Linked DNA regions of Homo sapiens: region 2 is linked to region 1. A link is a loop called in an ENCODE intact Hi-C map of the cell type or tissue named here. Cell type or tissue: mammary epithelial cell. All regions are shown on one strand. Each heading gives the region's core, and the rest is flanking DNA. Links, peaks and the distances in the headings are about the cores only.

Region 1 (5,386 bases), core at 256-5,255:
GTGCATTCCCCTACCATATATGAACACACACATACTCATCAGGTTTTAAGACTTACGACATGAAGAAAGTACCTTTCCGTAGAACATCAGTTTGTTCAGAATATTCTACATATGTAGGAATTTGCTCCACAATGTACAGAGTGCCTTTGTCAAGACTGTGGTTCAGCTTTACTTTCTTCAGGTCCAGAACCATGTATTGATTGTTATAGGTGCCTGAAATATCAGGAAACATGAAGACGGGGCATGGGTATGACTTTACTGGTTAACAAGCCTAAATCAAAATATATGTCTGTGCCTAACAGTTATTCTGCAGGGTCACTTACCAGAGTTGTATTTTGAAAAGATGTCTGCCCACCTCTTGCCACTATCTGCCATCATATTGGCCACACGGACTCTTTGCCAGGACAGGAGAGTCTCGGGTATTACCTGCTTTAGCAGGGTTTTATTAAACACACTGTTTGTGGTCTGCAGCAATATCAATCCACTGCTAAGAATGTAAAAATCATCCAGAGACTCCAAAAACCCTACAGGAAAGACAAATATACACATCAGCATATGTATACATGGAACAGTGAACCATCATTATTGACAAAGAGCTTTACATACACAATGCATTTTGCAAAGTGTATCAGTTATTACTATCCTTGATCTGCAGTAGCCTCCCCCAGCTTTGGCTCACCTCTGTGGTAGTCACCCAACTGCCCCTTATAGAGGTGCCAAAAGAACTCCACCCCTGGATTCTCCATTGAAAATTTATTTTGTGATTTGAAATAACAAAAATATGTTAAATCCAGAACATTGCAAGCTTCCAGAATGATAAACAGATGTAGATCCCGACTTGCTAGGATTTTGCAGGAGAATTTTTAATTAGGGAGGGGATTAGCAGGGTTCATTAGTAAGAATATAAATGCCTTTTTTTCTTCTTTTCTACTTTCCTGTATTTTTCAAATTTTGTATAAGTCTACTTTTTTTTTTTTTTTGACACACAGTCTGACTCTGTCACCCAGGCTGCAGTGTGGTGGCATGATCTCAGCTCACTGCAACCTTGCCTCCTGGGTTCAAGCAATTCTTGTGCCTCAGCCTCCTGAGTAGCTGGGGTTACAGGTGTGCACCACCACACCTGGCTAATTTTTGTATTTTTAGTAGAGACCGGGTTTCACCGTGTTGGCCAGGCTGGTCTCAAACTCCTGACCTCAAGTGATTCACCCACCTTAGCCTCTAAAGTGCTGGGATTACAGGTGTGGGCCACCACACCCGGCTAAGTCTACATAATTTTTATAAATGGAAAAACATCTACATTTAGAAAAGTAAAGATGGTTTTGAAACTAGGGCATTGACACTCTTGGTCAATGCTTTTTTATAAATGTTGGAGGCAACACAGGAAAATCAGTGAAGCCACAGTCTTTTCTGAAGACCTATTTTGTGGTTTATACTGGGATGAGTATGGAAAGGATAGAATATCAGGCACAGCTGTAATAAAAAGAGAGGATATACTGTCATCAGTAACAGTAATGGAACAACTGTCAGTGTTAAACAGAAAAGGACCTCAGTGGTAGGGTTAGAAGGGGCCAGAGTGGTAAGTTCCTTCGGTGCATCCTGCTGAAGGGTTTTAAGGCCCTTACAAAACAGTCCCGAGGGAGCTAGCTAGCCCCTTCCACTATGTGAGGTCACAGAGAGAAGGCACTGTCTACGAGAAACAGACCCTCATTAGACACTGAGTCTTCCAGTCCCTTCATCTTGGGCTTCCCAGCCTCCAGAACTGTGAGCAATAACATTTCTATAGCTTATAAATTACCTAGTCTGAGGTGTTTTGTCATAGTAGTCAGAATGGACTGAGATGGTCTCAAATTTCTACCATGATTTTTTACCACTTTTATCATTTTTGCCATATCTGAGTACTATCTGAACTATCATTTAGTTAATATTTTTGTTATTTTTTAACTGACAAGTAAAAATTATATATATTTATGTTATACAAAAGAAAGGATATTTTGATATCTGACAAGGAAACATTGTATATATTTTGGCATACAAAATGATATTCTGATATATGTATACATTGTCAATGGCTAAATCAAGCTATTAACATATGCACTACTTAATATCTTTCTTCAAATTAACTCACTTTTCAAACTTAACTTACCCTTGTCATATATCATAATGTCTCAGAAACTATGGACTTAATGTTTTTGTTTTTTCCCAAAGAAATACATTAAAACAAATACATTTCTACTAATGTGCAAAAAATGTTTGTCCACATACTGCCTCAAATCACCCCACCAGCCCTATGCATGCTATTACACATCTATTCTAGCCTAGTATGGAATAAGTAAGGTGGGGTCAAAGAAACGGGTCACCTGAAACCGGAGGTAAGAGCATGGACTGGGAGTCAGAAGACCTGCATTTTAGTTTCCTGCTTGCCTCTAATGAATTTGACAGTTCTTATTTTGCCTCTCTCTTCCTTATTTCCTTCTTCTGATAACCTGGGACTAATGTCATTCAGCTATTCAGCTCTAACAATCTGATTTTAATTTCTTGAAATTTCTTGAGTAGGAAAGTTACACGATGAGAGGACTGTCCAACTAACTCTTAGTTTTTTTTTTTTTTTTTGAGACGGAGTCTCGCTCTGTCGCCCAGGCTGGAGTGCAGTGGCGTGATCTTGGCACACTGCAAATTCCACCTCCTGGGTTCACGCCATTCTCCTGCCTCAGCCTCCCAAGTAGCTGGGACTACAGGCGCCCGCCACCACGCCCTGCTAATTTTTTGCATTTTTAGTAGAGACGGGGTTTCGCCATGTTAGCCAGGATGGTCTCGATCTCCTGACCTCATGATCTGCCCGCCTCGGCCTCCCAAAGTGCTGGGATTACAGGCGTGAGCCACCGTGCCCGGCCCCAACTAACTCTTAATGAGCCTCTACACGGCTGCCATTAAGCTATAGAGAGCTTTGTGTAAATTAGAGAAAGTTGCACATTCCAAGTGGTACAAGGTTTAACAGTACTCTTGAATGAAATTTTAATGGGTCACCTCTCTAGAAAGACATGACCTGGGCAAGGATATATGGCTTGACAGAGTGTAAAATGGATTGCATTCGTGTCTTGGGCTGGGATCATTTTTCAAACTGTACAACCATACTTGGCAGCCTTGAGAAAGCTCCCTGGTAGATAATCCCTGTAGGGTAGAATGCTGTATTTCCGGAATGACAAGTTTGCTAATTCAATACTTGCTGTAGCAGTCTCCCTGGACACAAGAGGGCAGGCGTTCTTTAATATGTGTAGGTGATTGAATATTACAAGTACTAATGTTTAAGGAGTAGTCTTTCATTTAAAGGCAAGATTCTTTATGAAAGAGACAGGATGATGGAAATATATAGGCTATCCAGAGTTCTAGAGCAAGGAGAGTGAACTGGCCTGCAAAAACTATAGTTGAGGAGGCTAATTCTATAGTTTAGAGTTTAAGATAATAAAGAAAAGGCCCAGAGATGGGACAAAGTTCTGACACATTGCCTTTGAAAAGAAACACATTTCTTTGACTACATACAATTATAATCTTTTTAAATTTTTTTTTTTTTTGAGACAGGGTCTCCCTGTGTTGCCCAGGCTGGTGTCGAGCTTTAGAGTTCAAGGGATCCTCCAGCCTTGGCCTCCCAAAGTGCTGGGATTACAGGTATGAGCCACCACACCCTAACTAAAATTATAATCTTGCTCTCATCTGTCATTAGCAGCTTTGGAAGGCAGATTGAGATCAGGAGAAAATGAAACACTCCAGTGTTTTATGAATGCCAGCCTAAGAATAACATTTCATGATAAGCTTCTCACTGAATTTAATTAAGAAATAAAAAGAAACACTTCCGGTTAATAAATCCTATTTCAAGACTTAAAAAAAACACCAAACTGCAGAAATAAACAGTAACCACTATGTAGTCATGCAAATGGCAACAACAGTTACTCAACACACACCATGGAACAAACACATTAGAAACAATTATGAAGATTGACTCATGGGGAGTTGCATGTTGAGACAGGGTGGAGTTGAGGGAAATCATCTTATGACCAGTTAATCAAGAAAAGTATGAAAACTAAGGTGGGATTTCTGGAAAGGTAGAAGGGAGGACACATCCTGATTTAGGTGGGGAAGATGATCAAGACAGGTCTGATCTGGCAGAAGACATCAGTGTTCTGGGATGGTACCAATGAGGAGACAAAGAATCAAAGAAAGGTACTTAAAAAAAAAACAGAAATTAAGTGCTGCAAAATCCATTTATAATTCTTTAGAATACGTGCCCGTATTCTGCTATTGCTTTTTTTTTCTTGGTTCTACCTTTTAAAAGCAAAGGACATGAATTTTGGTCTGTACTAAATATAGATTGTTTTTATATACTTCAGCTTTATGACCAAAGTACCTAGATCAAAGAGGTAACATGACATTAATAACAGTAATTACAGAACATTAAAAATGTTTACAACATATATTTATTAAATAGGCAATTTTATAGATTATGAAGACTTGACTTAAATTTTCCTGGAGCCTATTCTTTTATCTTCATGTGTACCTACTTTCAAGTACATGCACTTAATATTTAAAAAGGCCAAGCTGGCTCATGCCTGTAATCCCAGCACTTTGGGAGACCGAGGTGGGTGGTGAATCATTTGAGGTCAGGAGTTTGAGACCAGCCTGACCAACATGGTGAAACCCCATCTCTACTAAAAATACAAAAAAAAAAAAATTAGCCGGGCGTGGTGTAGTCCCAGCTACTTGGGAGGCTGAGGCACAAGAATTGCCTGAACCCAGGAGGCAGAGGTTGAATTGGCCACTGCACTCCAGCCTGGGCAACAGAGCGAGACTCCATCTCAAAAAAAAACAAGGCCGGGCACGGTGGCTCACGCCTGTAATCCCAGCACTTTGGGAGGCTGAGGCAGGTGGATCACAAGGTCAGGAGTTTGAGACCAGCCTGACCAACATGGTGAAACCCCGTCTCTACTAAAAATACAAAAATTAGCTGGGCACGGTGGCGCGCGCCTGTAATCCCAGTTACTCAGGAGGCTGAGGTAGGGGATTCGCTTGAACCCAGGAGGCGGAGGCTGCAGTGAGCCGAGATCGCGCCATTGCACTCTAGCCTCGGTGACAGAGCGACACTCCATCTCAAACAAAAACAAAAACAAACAAACAACAACAACAAAAAAGGCTAAGCAAAGATTTTGCTGCTTAGACCACAAGGGCTGCCATAGTCTCACAAACAGGATGGACTATGGATTCAGTATGCTAGGATGGTCTAGGGTGCTTGTTACAAATGTCCCAGCCCAGATCAATGAAATATGAATTTCTATGGATGACACTGCATTTTTAGCAAGCTCCATAGGAAAAATTGGGGAACATCTAAGTTTAAGAG
Region 2 (5,386 bases), core at 86-5,085, 200 kb after region 1:
GTCTGAGTAACCATAATTTGCGTTTCAAGTAAAAATCATTTCCATAAAACAGTGTCTATTTCAGCTTATGACTCAAGCAATCATACAAATAAGTTGTAGTGGATGAAGAATATAATGACCACTAGTGGAGTTTGGTGTCACTGCTTTGATTTGTGCTGAGGTTGTAATGCCTAAGGTTCTTGCCTAGCCACGCCAAAGAATTGGGGTGGCGGCTAACTGCGGCCAGTGATAGAGACACAGACCGAGAGAGAGAGAAAAAGCGGTAGGCTTTATTGAGCAGAGTGAAAGTACAAAGCTTCTGGCCAGGCACAGTGGCTCACGCCTGTAATCCCCAGGACTTTGGGAGGCCGAGGCGGGCGGATCACGAGGTCAGGAGATCGATAGACTATCCTGGCTAACACGGTGAAACCCCCTCTCTACTAAAAATACAAAAAATTAGCCGGGCGTGGTGGCGGGCGCCTGTAGTCCCAGCTACTTGGGAGGCTGAGGCAGGAGAATGGCAAGAACCCGGGAGGCGGGGCTTGCAGTGAGCCGAGATCACGCAACTGCACTCCATCCTGGGCAACAGAGCGAGACGCCGTCTCAAAAAAAAAAAAAAAAAAAAAGAAAGAAAAAAGAAAGTATAAAGCTTCTGCAGCGTGGAAGAGGTCCTGAAGGGGTAGCCACTGTTGATTTTGGGTGATTGCCTTTTAAACTCTTTCAGGCGGGAAATAACGTGCAGCGGGAAGATGCTACCAGAGCGAGAAACAAAGGCAGTAAATTATTTTGTGACATGTCTTAGATTTTGAGGAAAACTGGAATTGCAACTTAGGTTTTATCTACTTTATGACCTTGCAGCGGCATGGCAAAGGAGACAGGATATTACAGGACTTTACAAAGTATGTTTACAAGGAATTGGAATTGGGAGTATTACTAGATAAGGTCTGCTGGTCACAGAAAAACGGGCAGTTAACATTTCTTTTACTTTAGTTTTGGGGGAGAGGGAAAGGAGAGAAGACAGGGAAACTTACAGCACAATTTTCGCTGTTTATAGCTTTCTTGGGGGAAGAAAACACATGCACAAATCCTGGTGTTAGGCATATTTTAAGCATATATCTTCAATATTATTTATCCAGGACTGAAGGAAGTCCTGATGCAGGAAATGAGTGAAACGTTTCACAGCTTTCTGAGCCCCTACTAGACCCAGGAAGCCCAACTGGCACCTACTCTCAAGGCTACAGTGGTTTTACCATTATTGCTTTTGTATGTGAACCCAGACATCTGAGACAGGTCTCAATTTAAAAAGTTTATGTTGCCAAGGTTGAGGATGTACCCATGACACAGCCTCAGGAAGTTCTGACCACATGTCCCCAAGGTGGTCAGAGCACAGCTTGGTTTTGTATATTTTAGGGAGACATGAGACATCAATCAATGTATGTAAGAAGTACATTGGTTTGGTCTGGAAAGGTGGGACAACTTGAAGCAAAGGCAGGAAGACTCAAAGTGGGAAGGGAGCTTCCAGGTCACAGATAGGTGAGACACAAATGGTTGCATTCTTTTGAGGTTCGGATTAGCCTTTCCAAAGAAGGCAAATCAGATATGCATCTATCTCAATGAGCAGAGGAGTGACTGAATAGAATGGGAGGCAGGTTTGCCCTAAACAGTTTCCAGCTTGAGTTTTCCTTAGTGATTTTGGGGGCCCAAGATATTTTCCTTTTACACTATTAACATGAATGTCAATATAGAGGAAAGGCAAGTAACATTTTAGTGTTCTTATGATACTGATCTCATTGATCCCTTTAAGTGTCTTGGGAACCCTCACCCAAGGTGAATATGAACCACACTTTGAGAACCACTCCTCTGCATGATAACTATCTTGCTCACATTGCAGGTCTCATCTCCTATCACTCTCTGCTTGGCTCTCCAAGTTCCACCCACTAAAGGACATTTACATCAGCTGTTCCCAGAAAGCTCTGCCCCCTGGTGTCCTTATTGTTATCACAGCTCAGCTCAAATGGCACCTTGCAAAGACACTTTCTGTGATCACCCAGTTTAAAGAGCACCCCTTACCCGTAGTCATTCCCTGTTACATTATCCTGCTTTATTTTTTAGAAAAAAATTTATCATTTGATATTAGTTTACTTTTTGAATTCAAGGAATTGAACTATCTTGTTCATTTCTGTATCCCTGTCTTTTAGAACAGTATAGTCAAAATTCAATAAATACTTATTGAATAAACAGATTTTAAAAGGACATTGAAGAATGAAAAAGAAAAGGTGAATATGACAGTAATTTGAATAATATAAAGCATTACAAAGTTGTTTACTGTAGTTTTCAATATTAATCTCCTGATGACTATGACCTTCTGCTGATTATTTTCCATTTTTTAAATGTTATTCAGACTTTAATATTCTCTATATAGCAATATGGAACTTGTATTCTTTTATTTTTCCTTCCTATTATTACACTTAGGTGGAGTGCAAAATATTTTAAGGTACAGCAATATAATCCTCCTTATATGTAAAAAAAAAGATTTCTTCCATTAGTGTCTTTAGAGGATAGTGTAAAGGTTAAAAACTATGGGCATGATCAATTTGGGGATAACTGACATCTTTAGTATATTGAATCTTATTATTTAGGAACATGGTATGTCTGCCCCTTTATTTACGTCTTTCTTAATGTATCTAAATGAAGTTTTATAATTATCTTCCCAACTGTTTTATATATTATTTATTAGAAGTATTCATAACTAGTATATATATGTTTGTTTGACTATAAAGCGTATGTTGTATATTTTTAAAATAATTCCTGGGTAGAAACTTAAATTTCAAAATATTGATCTTGTATCTGATAACCTTGCTAAACTCTTTCATTACATTCTAGTAATTTCTAGATAAAAGAAGTTTTCTATATATGCAAACATATCATCTGCTAAATATTCTTTTCCCTTTCTTCTCTCTTTATGATACTGTTTCAAATAGGAGCGGCGAGATTCTGCATCTTAGCTTGCCTAGGTGGGGAGGTAAGACAGTTTTTATATTCTTATTTTCCCTCTTGTCTTATCTACTGTTTTACCTAACAGTTTATATCTTGTTATGTTTCTGATTTTAAAGGTAATGCTTTTAACATTTCACTACCAAGTAAGATATTTACTGTAGGCATTTAGCTTTTATTTTATTTTATAGTTTTAGATTCTTTTATCAGGATAGAAAGATTTTTTTTCTATCCCTAGTTTTTAAAGTTTTTAATCATAAAAACTTTATTATTTAAACTTTATATTGATTTTTCTGCATCTATTGAGATTATCAAAATGTTTTTTCAACTTTTTTTTTTGAGAAAGAGTCTTGCTCTGTTGCTCAGGCTGGAGTGCAGTGGCATGATCTCGGCTCACTGCAACCTCTGCCTCCCAGGTTCAAGTAATTCTTGTGCCTCAGCCTCCTGAGTAGCTGGGACTACAGGTGTGCATCACCATGTCCAGATTATTTTTGTATTTTTAGTAGAAACGGGGTTTTGCCATGTTGGCCAGGCTGGTCTTGAACTCCTGGCCTCAAGCGATCCTCCCGCTCTTGGCCTTCCACAGTGCTGGGATTATGGGCGTGAGCCACAGAACCCCGTCAACTTTTTATTTTTTAATAAGAAAATTATATCAGCCTATTTTGTCATGTTGAACTATTCATGGAATAGTTGCATTCATGAAACAAATGCAACTTGGTCAAAATATATTTATTTTCTTATTTATATATTGCTAGGTTTGGCTTGCTATTATTTTATTTGGATTTTTGCATCTGTATCTTGAGTAATATTGGTCCACAATTTGCCTTTCTCATATGAGAAAGAACTGCCTTTGTCAGGTTTTGGTGTCAAAGTTGTACTAACCTCATACAATTAGTTGATGAGTATTATTTCTTTTTCTGTTAATTAGAAGAGTTTATATAAGGTTGGAATCATCTGTTCTTGAATGTGTAAGGAGGATATGATTTTTTAAACAAACACAAAACAGTACAAATCATAGAGGAAATGCTAAGTTTTTCTTCTTACATTAGAATTAAGAACTAAAAAAATTCACCAAATGCACTATAAAGTGAATGAAAATACAACTAAGAAATAATTGCAGTATGCCTAATTGTCAAAGGACTAATGTGTTCAGAATATAATACAACTTTTACAAATAATAAGAAAACAATTGAATATAAAAATTATCTGTATAATCTTATTTGAATCATTCTCCTCTGTTCCACTCACCTGATGTAGGTAATTTTTATTACTTTTACTTTAAACATTATAGTTTTTTTTAATGCATAGAGGAATATATACTCATGTTTTACCTCCTTTTATATCTAGTGACATTCCAATCTGTAATGTATGACAATACCTGGCTCTTCACAGCCTTTTTTTTTTTTTTTTTTTTTGAGACAGGGTCTGGAGTGGAGTGCAGTGGTATAGTCATTGCTCATACAACCTCAATTGCCTGAGCTCAAGCAATTCTTCCATCTCAGCTTCCCAAGTAGCTGGGACCACGGGCATGTGCCACCACACCCAGCCATTTTTTAAATTATTATTATTTGTAGAGACGAGGTCTTGCTATGTTGCCCAGGCTGGTCTTCAACTCCTGGGCTCAAACAATCCTTCCACTTTAGCCTCCCAAAGTGCTGGGATTACAGGTGTGAACCACTGTGCCCAGCCTACTTCATAGCCTCTGATGCAGAATCTGCTGTTAAAATTTTTGACTTTTAGTTATTTAATAGGTGAGAAATGATATTTCAGTGGTGTTCCTATTACATTTATCTTAACAGTTAGATCAAGAATCTTTTCTCAATGCTGCTTGTTTGGTTGGGTAAAAGAAAATAATTAAAAATAAAATAAAAAATTGTTATAAGTTTAAAGAATTCTCAATAGCTATACAACTTCAGGGTGAGACTGCACTTTGAAGATATATACTGCTGTCCTCTGGCATCCATCATTCCTGTTAAGAAGTTATCTGTCTTATATAATTACTTTATCTTTTTTCTGTAGCTGCTTTTAAAGACTTCTTTTTGTCTTTTGGGTTCTGCAGTTCTACCACAGAGTTTCTAGGTGGATATTTATTTTTATTTATTCTACTTGTGATTCACTGATAATTTTGACTATGAGGATTGGTTTCTTTCACCATTTCTGAATATTGTCAACTACTAGCTCTTCAAATATTGCCTCATTCTCATACTCTCTATTCTTTCCTTTTGAAACTTCTATTAGACAGAGAGGTATGCTTTCTTGCTTTGTTCTCTATATTTATTCTCAACTTTTATTTCAGGTTCAGGGCATACATGAGCAGGTTTGTTACATGGGTAAATTGCATGTCACTGAGGTTGGGTGTATAAATGACCTCTCTTGTCATGCAGGTAATGAGTATAGTACCCAATAGGCAGTT

The links. Hi-C counts contacts between places; a loop is a spot of excess contacts. Peaks named below come from ENCODE experiments on the same cell type or tissue, not always from the same donor. Only the 100,000 strongest peaks of a DNase experiment are listed, where the experiment ranks them.
Region 2: it touches region 1 in a loop (8-fold over the local background); 4 of 110 quality-filtered maps call a loop at or near these places.

What each region holds. Positions count from the first base shown.
Region 1 is chr12:14,511,188-14,516,573 of GRCh38, forward strand. It overlaps PLBD1 (phospholipase B domain containing 1), which reads right to left. Exons shown (of 11, transcript NM_024829.6): 7 at 324-524; 8 at 73-213. Among named protein-coding and RNA genes, the nearest start is that of PLBD1-AS2, 16 kb to the right of the region's middle. In mammary epithelial cell, for the core only: a CTCF peak has its summit at 3,250 (motif pointing right); DNase peaks (open chromatin) are centred at 3,194 and 3,984; H3K27ac peaks cover 1,182 bases.
Region 2 is chr12:14,715,075-14,720,460 of GRCh38, forward strand. It overlaps GUCY2C-AS1 (GUCY2C antisense RNA 1), which reads left to right. Exons shown (of 6, transcript NR_186173.1): 5 at 2,961-3,001. Among named protein-coding and RNA genes, the nearest start is that of GUCY2C, 21 kb to the left of the region's middle. In mammary epithelial cell, for the core only: a CTCF peak has its summit at 1,970 (motif pointing left); no DNase peak of the experiment used is centred there.